2 separate regions of the Homo sapiens genome follow, and region 2 is linked to region 1. Evidence: read pairs that join two places in POLR2A ChIA-PET (ENCODE). Cell type or tissue: PC-9. All regions are shown on one strand.

The links. Peaks named below come from ENCODE experiments on the same cell type or tissue, not always from the same donor. Only the 100,000 strongest peaks of a DNase experiment are listed, where the experiment ranks them.
Region 2: POLR2A ChIA-PET joins it to region 1 with 14 read pairs; 2 of 35 experiments call an interaction of 5 or more read pairs at or near these places.

Annotation. Positions count from the first base shown.
Region 1 is chr10:93,652,713-93,660,712 of GRCh38, reverse strand. It overlaps PDE6C (phosphodiesterase 6C), which reads right to left. Exons shown (of 22, transcript NM_006204.4): 16 at 4,853-4,953; 17 at 1,705-1,812; 18 at 1,546-1,609. Among named protein-coding and RNA genes, the nearest start is that of PDE6C, 44 kb to the right of the region's middle. In PC-9, no CTCF peak of the experiment used is centred here; a DNase peak (open chromatin) is centred at 7,642.
Region 2 is chr10:93,513,787-93,521,786 of GRCh38, reverse strand. It overlaps CEP55 (centrosomal protein 55), which reads right to left. Exons shown (of 9, transcript NM_018131.5): 5 at 6,232-6,382; 6 at 4,539-4,852; 7 at 2,839-2,910; 8 at 1,980-2,105. Among named protein-coding and RNA genes, the nearest start is that of CEP55, 21 kb to the right of the region's middle. In PC-9, no CTCF peak of the experiment used is centred here; a DNase peak (open chromatin) is centred at 3,056.

The DNA of each region.
Region 1 (8,000 bases):
AGAAGAGCAGGCATGTCGAGGTGGAAGGAGAGGAAGCATTTGGTTTTGGACTTGATGGTGACGGAGTTCAGGACACCCTGCCCCCAAATATTTTAAGGTGACGGAATTTGAGGAAACTAAAGCAGCAGGAAGATCAGTCTCACCTTCCCCCGACCTTCTCCCCTGAAGTAGGTCATAAAACCAGGTAAGGATTTTCTGACCTTCCCCTGAAGCAGATCATAAGACCTTCATTCAAGAGGTGCCCTCCCTATTCCTGGAGGAAAGGAGCCAGAGACACAAAGATGCCAAGAAGAATCTGAACAAATCGGCCTTGCTAAGCTGCCTCACGATTAGATCATACCCTCTTTGTTGAATTCTATTTCTCCATGACTATCTAATTCATCCAACCTAGCATAAAACATACAAGTTTAACTGTTTCTTAGGGTCTTTGTTTCCTCACGAAGGCTCCTGTATTACATGTAAAACAAATAAACGTGTACGCTTTTCTCTTGTTAATCTGTCTTTTGTTATAGGGGCCTCAGTCATGAAGCTAGGATGGGTGAGAAATAGATATTTTTTCTCCCCTACACTGAGTTCTAATTATTCTATCTTTTTAAAAAGATACAACCCACTTTTATAGTTAAACCCATTTAATTCTGGGCTCTCTTCTGCTTAGGGGTTTCCCTAGAAATTACTGGAGGAAAAAGGAAGGTTTTTTCATCCAATTAGTAAGAAAGCAAGTGGTAGACTAGTGCCTCCCCAAGGTGGGGGAAGAACTTCAGTGGAAGGCAACCTTAGACATCATCTCACAGTCAGTGCCTTCTTATAATTCACAGCACATTGAAGAAGAGACTATAGGAGCAAAAACACCCTTGATAGAGGAAAACACTAACGATGCATCCTGATCTTGTTCTGACTTACCTCATTGATATAGTTTGGCTATGTCCCCACACAAATCTCATCTTGAATTGTAGTTCCCATAATTCCCAATTCATGGGAGTGACCCAGTGGGAGGTAATTGGATCATGGGGACAAATCTTTCCCGTGCTGTTCTAGTGATATTAAGTAAGTCTCACAAGATCTGATGGTTTTATAAAGGGGAGTTCCCCTGCACACGCTCTCTCTTGCCTGCCACCACATAAGACATCCCTTTGCTCTTCCTTCATCTTCCACCATGATTGTGAGGCCTCCCCAGCCATGTGGAACTGTGAGTTCATTAAACCTCTTTCCTTTATAAATTACCCAGTCTCGGGTATGTCTTTATTAGCAGCAGCATGAGAACAGGCTAATACACTCCTCTATTTAAAAACTCAGACATTTCTTGGATAATTTTATATAAATTATTTACAGTGTTTCAATGTTAAAGAATTCTTTCAAGAAAGAATTCTCCTTCCAAAGTTCCTTCTATTTGCTTTATTCTAGGGCCTAATCAAATTGCCTACTGTCTCACTAATATTTGTAATTTTTCAGAATTCTGAGGTTGCCTGAGATCTTTAGGTGGACATTTACATGGGACCTAGGCAGTACCTGACAGTGTGACAGAAAAGAAAACTTAACTGGACTCACCTGACTTTGCACCTCCCAGGGCTTGGTAATAGCAGACAAGTCACATGCCGTCATCATCATTGCCCTTAGGAAGAAAACAAAAAATTTTAAAATAGAAATAAGTACAAAATAAGTTATTTTTACAAAAAACAAGAGAGAAATACAATTTCAACTACCTACATGATAATCTCTTTCTTGGTTGGATCAACAGTTACATATTTGATGGCTTCTTCTTCCGTTTGCATTTGTTCACAGGCATCAACAATTTTTTGAAACATGGTCCTCTTCCTAGAAAAGATACAGCTGTGAGCAACAATTTTAGCTTATGAAAAGAGAGAAAAAATATCTTAAATACATGCTTTTCAGATTTCACGTTCCCACTTTGCATTGTGATGTCCACATAGCAAAGTCTACAGGGCCAGAAAATACGAGAGCAGAGAATGGTGGTATAACTTTGGCTCAGAAAGGGTTTAAGGCAGAAAAAGCACAAACCATACAGAGAGAGAGAGAGAGAGAGAGGGAAAAACAAAACAAAACAGGTAACTTGGAATACATTACAACGAAAAAGTTACATATAAGGCCGGGTGCAGTGGCTCACATCTATAATCCCAGCACTTTGGGAGACTAAGGTGGGAGGATTGCTTGAAGCCGGGAGTTTTAAACCAGCCTGGGCAACAAAGCAAGACCCTGTCTCTTTAAAAATGAAAGTAAATACAAAATTACATATGAGAAAAGAGACCATAACCTAAAAATAAAGGCCCCAAACTATGATAAGATATCACAACACATATAGCCAACAAAAAGTTGGAACCCAAAACACACGGATGTCCAGCTGGTCTCACTACTAATCAAGAAACTACAAATTTGAACAATAAGATATTATCTCACACTCATTATATTAGCAAAATAAAATTTCAATTTGCTGAGTTCAAGAGTACTTCAGATGTGGTATTTTTCTTTTTCTTTCTTTCTTTCTTTCTTTTCTTTTTCTTTTTCTTTTTTTTTTTTTTTTTTTTTTTGAGACAGAATCTTGCTCTACCACTCAGGCTGGAGTGAAATAGCTTGATCCTAGCTCACTGGAACCTTGAACTCCTAGGCTTAAGGGATCCTCCCACTTCAGCCTACCGAGTAGGTGGGACTACAGGCATGCTCCAGCATGCCTGGCTAATTTTTTAATTTTTTTGTAGAGACAGTCTTGCTATGTTGCCCAGGCTGGTCTCAAATTCCTGGCCTCAAGTGATCCTCCTGCCTTGGCCTCCCAAAGTGCTGAGATTACAGGCATGAGCCACCTCACTCAGCTGGAACTCTTGCACACTGTGTGTGGGAGTGCTAACTGGCACAACTTCTCAGGAGTGCAGTTTTGTAATGTAGCATGAAATTGAAGACATGCAAATCCTACAGCATTGTCACTTTTACATTTCTTAGAGAAACTCTCATATATATATACAGGGACATACAAGGTAGCATTGTAGGCAATGATGAAAAATTAGAAACAATTGAAATGTCTATGAATAGAAGACTGGGTAAATTAATTATGAATATTCAACAGTTGAATACTCTATTCAGTTAAAATGGATGCATTGGAGCTCCATTTATTATCAATGATAAATCTTTGAAACACAATGTTGCATGAATAAAGCAAGTTGCAGAAAGGTATGTACAGACAGTATGATACCACCTATGGACAATTTGAAAACACACAACAGGTTGGGCGAGGTGGCTCACGCCTCTAATCCCAGCATTTTGGGAGGCCAAGGTGGGTGGATCACGAGGTCAGGAGATAGAGAGACCATCCTGGCCAACATGGTGAAACCCCATCTCTACTAAAATACAAAAAAAAAAAAAAAAAAAAAAAAAAAATTAGCCAGGCGTGGTGACGTGTGCCTGTAGTCCTAGCTACTCTGGAGGCTGAGGCAGAAGAATCACTTGAACCCAGGAGGCAGAGATTACAGTGAGCCGAGATTGCGCCACTGCACTCCAGCCTGGTGACAGAGTGAGACTCCGTCGCAAAAAAACCAAGAAACCAAACAAAAAAAACAACACACAACAATACCATATAAAAACATGGATGGAAATTATGAATACACATCAACGTCAGACGGTGATATCTTTGTGGAAGAAGGGAAGGGATTTTTCATAGTGGAGTAGGGGTGGAATACCTCAATTGCATCACTAGTTTTTTTCTCCTTATAAAGCAAAATCTGAGGCAAATATGGCAAAATTTCGCATTTGTTAAATTTAGGCTATAGATATTTGGATATCCATTTTATTATTCTTAGTATTTGTCTTCACATTGAACTATTTAATAATTAAATATTCAGGCCCAGTGCAACGGCTCACACCTGTAATCCCAGCACTTTGGGAGGGCCAGGTGGGCAGATCAGTTGAGGTCGGGAGTTCAAGACCAGCCTGGCCAACATGGTGAAACCCATCTCTACTAAAAATATAAAAATTAGCCAGATGTGGTGGTGGGAGACTGAAGTCCCAGCTACTCAGGAGGCTGAGGCAGGAGAATCGCTTGAACCTTGGAGGCCGAGATTGCAGTGACCCGAGGTTGTGCCACTGCACTCCAGCCCAGGTGACAGAGTGAGACCTGTATAATAATACATATAATAATAATAATAAATAATAAATAAATATTTAGTGAAGGATCAGAAAGGCATAATTTGACAATGCCCAAGCCACTGAATATTTCCATCCTATAACTAGTTCATCTTGTTCTAACCCATTTTCATCAAGCAACTTTATAGTTCACTTATGAGAAAATGTGGAGATACTGGGAGTATCTGGTCTCCTTGGCAATATTACTGTTGTAAATAGGCTGGCTCTCTGTTACGTATGACTCAGTTTTGTAAGTTTGGTTAATGTGTGTCAATGCCATCAAAATTGTTCAGCTCCCAGACTTTGACAGAATTAAATTTCTGAGGCTGAAACATTAAAATGCCAGATTCTGGACCATAGAGAATTCACCTGGACAAAAAGCCACCTTGAGAGGTCTCTTGGCTTCACTCTTTTGACAAGGCACAAACTTGGCTGCACATTCTGCAATTCAAACCTGTTCGGAGAGCAACCTACTTAATATTAGGAGCTTATGTTTTTAAAATATGTTCCCAGAGGTCTAGTAAATTTACTGGCAGGCATCTGTCTTGAAGATACTCTACTTGGTAATCCAAAAGGAGAGCAAATTTTGTGTGTATGTGTGTGTGTGTGTCTGTGTGTGTGTATGTGTGTGAATAAATGCCTTTTAACATTAATGCAACAGATAATTTATGGAAGGTAAAACCACACAGAGTATAGGGCATTCCACTGTGCAGAGTTATGTACTTACTTGAAATATAAAGCCAGGTCAGTTGCTATTATTGCGACCTCGAACAAATGAATAACTGTTTCAAACTGCCGCTTATTTAGGTTCTGGAAGATGTTTAAACTCTGTAAGATGAAAATTCACAATAAAATGCTATCAATAATTTGCCTCTGAACAAATGAAACTATGCTTAACAAGAAGAAAATCTAAAAGTCTTTCAACACTTTTTTGTTTGTTTTTTTTTTGTTTTCCTTCCTTTTTTTTTTTTTTTTTTGGCTTGCTTTTAGTTTTTATCTCATGGACTAAGCAAACCCCTCTACTATACTTTAAGTAAGATAATTTAATTTAAACTATAAAAATAGATACTGTTAGCCAATATTCATGTAATCAGTGTTTAACTTTTTGGAGTAAATAAATGTTTTCTTCTAGGACCATTAAAATAAATAACAATAGATTAAAAATGTGCTTGTATTAATTGAGAAGCTTTAATAAAGAATTTCTGGGAGAAGTCCAACTGTCAGACATGTTACTTTATCTACCAGGTAATTTTAGAGTGATCATAGAAACCACTGGTCTTTCAGAAATTGCAAATTACACTCATATTCGTGTATATGTAGGAAAAAATAATGAAATCCTTCCACATTATCCTGAAAATGTTTTCATGCAATTCTATTTTACCAAGACTTAACTAGACCTTTCTTCAAAGAGTTTCTCACTACATCTCTTCACATAAGGATCAGCTTCATTTCTTAGCATTCTAGAAAATGAGAATATAGGCCGAGCATGGTGGCTCATGCTTGTAGCACTTTGGGAGGCGGAGGTGGGTAGATGGCTTGAGCTCAGGAGTTCAAGACCAGCCTGGGCAACATGGTGAGACTCCTGTCTCTACTAAAAATATGGAAATACAAAAATAGCTGGGTGTGGTGGTATGTGCCTGGGGTCCCACCTACTCAGGAGGCCAAGGTGGTAGGATTGCTTAACGCTGGGGACTGGAGGTTGCAGTGAACTGAGACTGTGCCATTGCACTCCAGCTTGGGTGACAGAGAGAGACCCTGTTTCAAAAAAAAAAAAAAAGAAAGAAAGAAAGAAAGAAAGAAAGAAAGAAAGAAAGAAAGAAAGAAAGAAAGAAAGAAAATGAGTATATAAGCTGGGGGTGGTTTCTTAAAGCCCAGTTATTCCAAATAGACCATTTTAGTCATACAGGCCAAATGACAGATAGATAGTGATTTTGCCAAATGAATTTGACAGTTACAAAATACAGAAAAACTCCACTGGAAAGAAAGAGGAGATAGTCTATCAAACTATATAAAGAGAGAAGTAGCATAATGCCAAAAACAATACTGTCCTGAACACCAAATAATAACAGTAAACACTTACTTAGTTCTTACTACCTACCAGGCTCTAAGTGCTTTGTGAATATTCTTAATCTCTTCACAACAGACCCCAGCACAGAGAGGTGAAGTAACTTGCCCGAGGTTAAACAGCTAGAATGTGGCAGAACTGGTGTCTAAGCCAGTGCAGCATGGTTCCAGAGTCTGTGCTCCTAATCTCTGCACCACACTACATTACCTCTCAAGAGGGAACCCAGGTTCATTTCCTGGCTTCCCCACTTTGGCAGTGGTATAATCCTAGAGACTTCACTTAACATCTGTATTTGTTTTCTCATATGGGCATAATAACAGCTGCCCTGCCTAACTGCCTAGCACTTAGTCTATGCTCAATTAATATCTGTGGAATGCTGAATCAAATGAAATGACAACTGTGAATGCATTTTAAAACTGTAAATCGCTGTTAAAATTTATTGTTGTATCATTATTATTATTACGTAAAGTTATGAGGCTAGCTCCTGGTAGAAATAGAATTGCAAACCTAAGACCAAATATGGCTCAGTCATTTCAGAAGATTGAAATATTAGAAAGCAATAATTGGACAAGAACTCAAGTTTTAGACACTACACTATGCCTTATATAAATCTTCCCTTAAGTCATCTTTTTATAACATTTTCTAGGACAAGAAAAGTGGTGTTTTACAAAGCATATATAAGTAATAGAAGGGAAAATTGTGATTTGTTTTGTCAACATAATGAGTTCATCATAGCAACTATAGTTAAACTTTTAAAATAGCTAGAATGAAGCAATGGGTGTTGACCAGTCTAAATTACAAAAACAAAAGAGAGATTATCTGGATCAAAATCAATGTTTTTTTTTGTTTTTGTTTTTGTTTTTGTTTTTGTTTTTTTTTGAGATGGAGTCTCACTCTGTTGCCCAGGCTGGAGTGCAGTGGCACAATCTCAGCTCACTTCAGCCTCTGCCTCCTGGGTTCAAGCGATTCTCCTGCCTCAGCCTCCCAAATAGCTGGGATTACAGGCACCCACCACCATGCCCAGCTAATTTTTGTATTTTTTAGTAGAGATGGGTTTTCACCATGTTAGCCAGGCTAGTCTCAAACTCCTGACCTCAAGGGATCCGCCCATCTCGGCCTCCCAAAGTGCTGGGATTACAGGCATGAGCCACCGTGCCTGGACCCCGAATCAATTTCTTACTTGGGACATTTCACAGAAGTCTATTGTACATATCAGTCCAGAATCTCTGAATCAAATCTGGATACAGGTTATTTTCAACCTGGTCTGGATTACCAGGGAGGGGAAAAGTAAGTGGAGTCATTTTGATCCCACTTAACCTGCCCCTGATTTTGGAACAATGGTGGCCTTCCTTTTGGACTTGGGGTGATCCAGTGGCATACTGACATCAGGGAATCACTGCCTTTATTTGTTCACTGATGAACATTGCTATGTTCCCAAAGTGATGTTTATTATGTGACTCAGATACATACTTGGCAAATTAATAATATTTGAAGCCAACCTTGATTGCTATACTAGGAAAAAAAGCAGGGGGAGGGGAGGAATGTGTGAAAATGCCTTAAACTTTTAGACAAGTTAATATTTATAGCACATTAAGTCATTTAAAGAAGCAAATCAGACTGCTGAATTCAGAGAAATAATTCCTTGGGACAGAGACTTCCTCGTCTCTACCAAGTGTCAGATTGTGCAGAGTATATAATCTACAACAAATCAAATACATCAAATTTATTATGCACCAATTGTTTTAGTGCATATTGCTTAATGTAAACCTGGACACTTGTTGCTATTTAATAGACGTGAAAGAAAACGCTA
Region 2 (8,000 bases), 140 kb after region 1:
GTGAACAGCAAATGTTGCTGCCTGATTGCTCCTCTGGAAGTTTTGTCTCAGAGGGGTACCCGGCTGTGTGAGGTGTCAGTCTGCCCCTACTGGGGGGTGCCTCCCAGTTAGGCTACACGGGGGTCAGGGACCCACTTGTAGAGGCAGTCTGTCCGTTCTCAGATCTCAAGCTGCGTGCTGGGAGAACCACTACTGTCTTCCAATCTGTCAGACAGGGACATTTAAGTCTGCAGAGGTTTCTGCTGCCTTTTGTTTGGCTATGCCCTGCCCCCAGAGTTGGAGTCTACAGAGGCAGGCAGGCCTCCTTGAGCTGCGGTGGGCTCCACCCAGTTCGAGCTTCCCGGCCGCTTTGTTTACTTACTCGAGCCTCAGCAATGGCGGGCACCCCTCCCCCAGCCTCACTGCTACCTTGCAGTTTGATCTCAGACTGCTGTGGTAGCAATGAGCAAGGCTCCGTAGGTGTAGGACCCTCCAAGCCAGGCGTGGGATATAATCTCCTGGTGTGCTGTTTGCTAAGACCGTCGGAATAGCGCAGTATTAGGGTGGGAATGACCTGATTTTCCAGGTGCCGTCAGTCACCCCTTTCCTTGGCTAGAAAAGGGAATTCCCTGACCCCTTGCGCTTCCTGGGTGAGGCGATGCCTCACCCTGCTTCGGTTCACGCTCGGTGCGCTGCATCCACTGTCTGACAGTCCCCACTGAGATGAACCCAGTACCTCAGTTGGAAATGCAGAAATCATCCGTCTTCTGTGTCGCTCACGCTGGGAGCTGTAGACTGGAGCTGTTCCTATTCAGCCATCTTGGAACCGCCCCCACAAAATTACAAATTCTTTTGCATACCCTCTGCTCCCTAAGCTTTGAATGGTCAATAACAAAAATGAATTATAAATTTTCATTTCAAATATTATAAATGGGTAAAATCAATTATATACTTAAGAACAGAGCCAAAAATATATTTTCTTTCTTTTATTCATACAGAAGTTACAAGTGATTTTTACTTTTATCATTGTTTTTTTTTCCTCCTTTGAAAACTGAGGAATCATATTTGTAACATTTCACTGTCTCCAAGTATTCTATAGTAGTAGAATAAAATTTAAAATATGTACTAGTGGGACAGACATATATTCAAATGCAGACCCCCAACAAGTTTGGTCCAAAAGCTTATTAGTAAGGTGAGAATAAGTAAGTGAAAAACCATTTCATCATAGAAACAATATTATTTAAAAGGTTCATGTTTTAAAAGATTATGTTTTCAGAGTGACTCACACAAACCTCATAATACATCTAAAAAGCATATTAACAGTAATAGTCCATTATCCCTAAAAACAGCATTTTTTTCTTTTTCTTTTTTTTTTTTTTTTGAGACAGAGTCTTGCTCTGCTGCCCAGGCTGGAGTGCAGTGGCTCAGTCTCAGCCCACTGCAACCTCTGCATCCCGGGTTCAAGTGATTCTCCTGCCTCGGCCTCCCAAGTAGCTGAGGTTACAGGCACCCGCCACCACGCCCGGCTAATTTTTTGTATTTTTAGTAGAGACAGGGTTTCACCATGTTGGTCAGGCTGGTCTCCAACTCCTGACCTCATGATCCGCCTGCCTTGGCCTCCCAAAGCGCTGGGATTAAAGGTATAAGCCATCGTGCCCAGCCTTTCTTTCTTTTTTAATAGATAAACACAATTTCAGTTCAGGATTCTGTGACTACCCTCTATTCTACCCTTTTGACCCCAGCTCAGGCACTATTTAGTGCCTCCAGCATCACAGCAGCTGGGGTAGTTGGGGGAATGTTTCCAGATGTGATCATGTCCCTCTTTCATGTCCTCTGAATTGATGCTCAAAGGGCAGTTGCTTCAAATGAGGCAGAGGCTCTACCTACTGATTTGAGATACAGCTAGCTGTGTGTTAAGCTGTATCCTCCTAAGTTCGGAACTGATTTGGTATATAAATGGAAGACGAAGACAAATTTTAGTTTAATCATTCCAGACTCACCAAGGATTCCAACTGTGTTATTTGATTTCTTGCTTTTCGGAGCTCCTTAAGAATTACATGCAATTGATGCTGCACATGTTGACGGTCGAGTTTTTCATTTTCAAAGTCTAAAGTACATGCCTGCATCTGGAAAAGGCCCAGAACAAGACCATTACAGCTGATACAGACTGTCTAGTTCTCTTGACTGGATGCTCACATTTTTTTATTAGCACATGAAGAAAATATTTATTGTACCATCGTAGCAAGAATTCACCTAAGCACCATGAAATGTTAATAAACGAGGCAGCTTATGGCTGAGGATTTGGTTTATCCAAGGAGCAAAGCCAACGCTGAGGTATAGGTGAATGAAGAGCAGCTTAAGAAGTTGTTGATTAGAATTACTCCTCCCTATCCACCTTTTTTAAGGGGGAAGAAGGAGAAGGGAAAGAGATAGCTATTCCCTGGTTTGGAATATACTAAAAATCTCTGCTTTACACCATTTATAATACATTCTGAGACTAAATGGTGTCTCTCCAAGTTCTGCTTGAAGTTATAAGGTAGCCCTACTTAGGAGACATTGTTAGGCTAGGAGCTACAGCCACTGGGGAAGAGCAAAATTTGCCAAGGCCAACATCTACCTGTCAAGAAAACTGCCATCACACCTCAAGAATCTGTTTAGCCTAAGGTCAGCAACAGGAATAAGTGGCTAGCAGAGTCTCTTGAAATATCTTTTTTATTGAAGAAGAAAGACTTTTATTGAAGTCTTTTAAAGACACTTTTCACAACTTTCAAACAGTTCTCCATAGAACAGCATAAACATGAGGAAAAACTGCATTTTCTAACAGGCAGAATTGAATTTAGAAGCAACCCGAATGAGTACCTGTTGTTCCAACAGAGCTACCCTTGTTTGTTCTTCTTGCTGCTTTAGCAGAGATGTGTAAAGAAACTGGACCTGTAGGACATAAAGAGAACCAATGCTGTCACATCCAACCTTTTCCGGCTTGACCTGGGATGCACGGAAAGCTCACATCACAAGTCTCACATCTCTAACCAGGACAACACCTGCTAGTCAGGGGTGAATCATTCCAGCTGGCCATCTGATGGCTATCTATGCCAGCAGCTAAGCAGTATACCACCGCCCTTGCCGAGAGTTCCCTGAGGCACACAGACTGAATGCTGATAAACAGCACTGAACTCTGCAGCAGCCATGCCCCCTTTCCTGGAGGTTCTGACACTTCTGAGTAGGATAACATGGGTGGCAGTGCTGGGCCCTTAGCCAGAGCTGAAGCAAAATTTAATCAGCAGACTTAATCTCTCCCTAGTATCACTGCTCATACCTGTAGACAGAAGAAGTGTGAGTGGTAAAGACTAAGATGGCAGGCTGGACACAGTGGCTTGCACCTGTAATCCCAGCACTTTGGGAGGCCAAGGCAGGTGGATCACATGAGGTCAGGAGTTTGAGACCAGCCTGGCCAACATGGTGAAACCCCATCTCTACTAAAAATATAAAAATTGGCCAGCCGTGGTGGTGGGCACCTGTAATCCCAGCTACTCAGGAGGCTGAGGCACAAGAATCACTTGAAGACAGGAGGTGGAGGTTACAGTGAGCTGAGATTACGCCATTGCATTCCAGCCTGGGCGACAGAGCAAGACCCTGTCTCAGAAAAAAAAAAAGAAAAAAAAGACTAAGATGGCAAATGTTATAGATGGACTTGTTACTGTCCCATCACCAGCACCCTCAACTTTTGTAGGACTGTTAAAAATTATTATTAAAATAGTAGCAATAACTAGCATTTACCTCGCTTAGTTTACAAAGCACTTTTACCTTCTCTCAACTGACGCTCACCAAAGCCCTATATGGCAAGCAGAGGTTATTATTAATTTGACAAGGGAATAACCAGTGAGTAGTCAGAGAAGTTAGGTGATTTGCCTAAGGCCATATATCCTGGACTAGAGACTAGGCATGGATTCCAAATAATGTTCCTTCCATGATGCCAGGCTGCAAAGCAAAATCTAAATTAAAGAGTTCCATCAAAGTACTGTTCAATTCCAATAATCCTAACGTAGTAACTCCAACATTATTATGATACCATAGCATAAGGCTATGAGCATAACAAGAACATGGAAGATGCCATGTGAATTCACTTGAGCACATATCATCACCATTAAGATGCCAGTCTAGGAATCAGCCTCGATTCCTCTCATTACTTCACTTCTTCTTTTGGCTTCTCACATATACTGACCTCCTCCTCACTCAGAGCCTTTGTGTGTACAATTTCCTCCATTGAGAGGAAAAGTCACCCACCTCACTGGGTCCTCCTCATCATCAGGTCTTTGTCCAAATGCCATCTCCTCAGAGAGGCCTCCACTGGTCCCCAATTTCCCTTTGTCATGTCACCCTGTTGCATTTTCTTTAGTTTCCTTATTTATTGTTTATGGTCTGTTTCTGTTCTGGAATATAACTCCCATGAGGGGCAGGAATTTGTTTTGTCCCTAGCCAGTTCTCTAGTGGTCAAATAGTCCCTGACACTTAGAAAGTGTTCGGTGAACACTCTGAATTATGGATCTGGTTAAGTTTACCTGAGATAAGAGCTCTTCGGATCTCTTCTTCTCTTCTTCAAGTTTTCCCCTAGCAATATCATTCTCTTCCCTGAGTTTTTGTATCTTCTCTGTTTTATGCCTATCATCTTCCAGATGTTGCACATCTGCCCTTCTTTGTGAATACAACAGCTGATTTAAATTGTGAACTTCTTTTTGGGTTTCTTCATATTTTCTTCGAAATTCACTCAGTTCAAAACTCAGCTGAGTTATGGTTTGTCGTTCAACCTCAAGATCTTTTTTTGCACTTGCCAAGAGATCGTTGTAACATTTCTGCTTCTCTTCTTGAAGATAACCTATGACAAACAACATTACGGCACAACTCACTTTATAAAATAAATAATATTCCTGAAAAGAGAAACATCAAACATCTAAATGAATCACACTATTTCCTTAGTTTACAACATGAAAAGTCAAGAGATAGGGACTATGGTTGATATTTGATGAAATAAAAAACAAGTTCAGGTATACTATTTGAAGTTATAAAACTCACAAATAGAAGAACTAAAAACAGTAACATCTATTCTGTTGGGAGGGAAAGTCTCAAGAAGTTCAATCAACAAATAGGAACACAAGCTCATTATTTATATGTGGAGATAACTATCAAAATTAAAAATAGAAATATTAAGAGCAGTTGCCTGATGGGAGGAAGAAACGGGGATTGGGATGGGAAAGACAGGGCAAGGTCCTTCTTAACTATTACATTATTCTAACAAGTGCTTATATTGCTTTGATAAAACAGACACACAGAGAAAGAGAGAGAGAGAGAGAGAGAACTGTATTACCAAAGAAAAGAAATTAGACTTAGCCCATAACTAAAATCCTGCTTTTACATAAGCACATATTTTATAGAAGCAACTTAGTGCCATTAGGGCTGACAGCTTTGAAGTGCCTCCAGAGACATTTATAGTTTCTTTTTAGCATTAGCTTTGTTTTAAGTATTCAAATATGATTCTCCAATCTTATGAGTCTTGTTCCCCTTTCTTTAGACTTCTCTATAAAATTCAAGGCTTTGGTCCCCTCCAAACTGTCAGTCTTTTAAGGAGAGCATTGCATGGAGTTTCTCATTTTTCTTTTCTTAGCTTGTCATCTAGAATTGCTAAACCTATTTCTTCATCTGTAAAATGAGAATACTGACCTTTCCTGCCCCGCCTCTTAGGGTTGCTCTAAAACTCCACTAAGATCTATGTAAGGGAAACTGCAAAGTGCTTGGCAAAAAGACAGCATCGTGAATGAGAAATTTCATCTCAATTCTATACCTGAAGTTCAAATGATTTAAGGATCATCTAAAAAAGGCATTCTTTCTCCTGGGGTTGATATGAATAAGTGCTGAAGGGAAGCAAAGTGAAAAGAGAATTGTGACAAGGCCAACTCTGGGGGAAGTAAAAGCTGGAGAAGGACTTTGAAAAAGGGGAAGGACATTCATGGGTAGAGAGAACTGAATGTGATTTCAGAACTGCCAAAGATCACCCATTAGCCTGTGTTGGTACTTTCTTTTGATCTGAAAACGTTAGGAAATAAAACTTGCAAAAATGGTATTTCTTACTTCAGGGCTATAAGACTTGCTCTTATTTTACTTTCTAACACATATCTATAAAAATCTAAATTTGATGAATCATTCCTTTTGGAAAATGTCAGGCCTATCCCTAGAGAACATTTTTATACCAGTCAGTACCTTCTGATTCAGGCTTTTTTGTCTGCTGTGGGAGTGAATGAGCAGCTGTTTCCGTTTTCTTTTCCAACTCAAAGATCTTTGCTAAAAGTCCTTTTACATAGACTTCCCGCTGCTGATCATACACGAGCCACTGCTGATTTTTCTCCAGAGCCTTAATGGGAAGATGAAAGAAAATCAACAGTAAAATAAAAAAACAAAATCTTAAAATGGGCAAGAGAGTCCAAGTGATGTAGTCTTTTCCAACAAAAACTCTATGGCTCATAGACTAATTCTGGGCAACCATTCTATGTTACATGCCTTCAGAATACATAACAACATGACACCATCGTAGTTTATGTGGGATTAAGTTCATTTGTTTGCTTTTTTCAGTACACAACTTGCTTTGTGTGTGCGTATATGTCATTCTCTGTAAACTAAAACACGTTTTATGACAGACATGGAGATGAACTGCTCAGAATCCCCCTTCAAGAGCCCTGCCCAGCTGGCTGGGTGCGGTGGCTCTCGCCTGTAATCCCAGCACTTTGAGAGGCCGAGGGTGGTGGATCACCTGAGGTCAGGAGTTCAAGACCAGCCTGGCCAACATGGTGAAACCCTGTCTCTAATAAAAATACAAAAATTAGCCAGGCATGGTGGCGCGTGCCTGTAATCCTAACTACTCAGGAGGCTGAGGCAGGAGAATCACTTGAACCCGGGAGGTGGAGGTGGCAGTGAGCTGAGATCATGCCCCTGCACTCCAGCCTGGAAACTCCAGTGAAACTGCGTCTCTCAAAAAAACAAACAAAAAAAAGAGGATCTCTGCCCAGCTGCATGGTGAGTGATTAGCTGATTAGCTGACAGCCTCCATCTGTTAATTCCTTCAAGTCCCTGTCAGCTTTTGAGCTGAGCTGGATTGGCCCCAGCCAACAACTGAACAAGTGCCTAACTATTGCTGCCCAACGAGGACTCTGCTTTTCAGCACTCTCTGCTCTGGAGCCCCCCATGGGGTGACAGAGACCTTGTTAGGTTTTCATCATGGTCTGATGGTCTCCCTGGCATAACTACTTCCTTTTTCCTTGCACAGATCTTGCTCCCCAATAAACCGTCTGCACTCCTAACATCATCTCAGTGTCTTCTTTAGAGGATCAAACTTAACAGCTACCTTCTCTCTTTACTACCAACTTTCATCCTTTATATGATCTTTTATAACCCAATTAAAAACTCCAAGCTGCCGTCACTCACCTGTTTGTATAGGGGTTTCATACTTACAGTGAGTTGAATAATGTCCCCCAAAATTCATGTCCACTTGAAACCTCAGAATATGACCTTATTCAGAAATGGGGTCTGTGGGCTGGGCAGTGGCTCACACCTGTAATCCCAGCACTTTGGGAGGCCGAGGCGGGCGGATTACTTGAGGCCAGGAGTTCAAGACCAGCCTGGCCAACATGGCAAAACCCTGTCTCTATTTTTTAGCCGGGCATGGTGGCACGTACCTGCAGTCCCAGCTACTTGGGAGGCTGAGGTAGCAGATCACTTGAATGCGGGAGGCGGAGGTTGCAGTGAGCCAAGATTGCGCCACTGCACTCCAACCTAGACAATAGAGTGAGACCCCGTCTCAAAAAAAAAAAAGGGGAGGGGGAGGCTTTGCAGATGCAATTAGTTAAAATGAGGCCATACTGGAGTAGGGTGAGCCCTAAATCCAATGACTAGTATCCTTATAAAAAGGAGCAGACACACAGATATACATAGAGAATGAGGCCATGTGAAGACAGAAGCTTTGTATGGCAGGGATT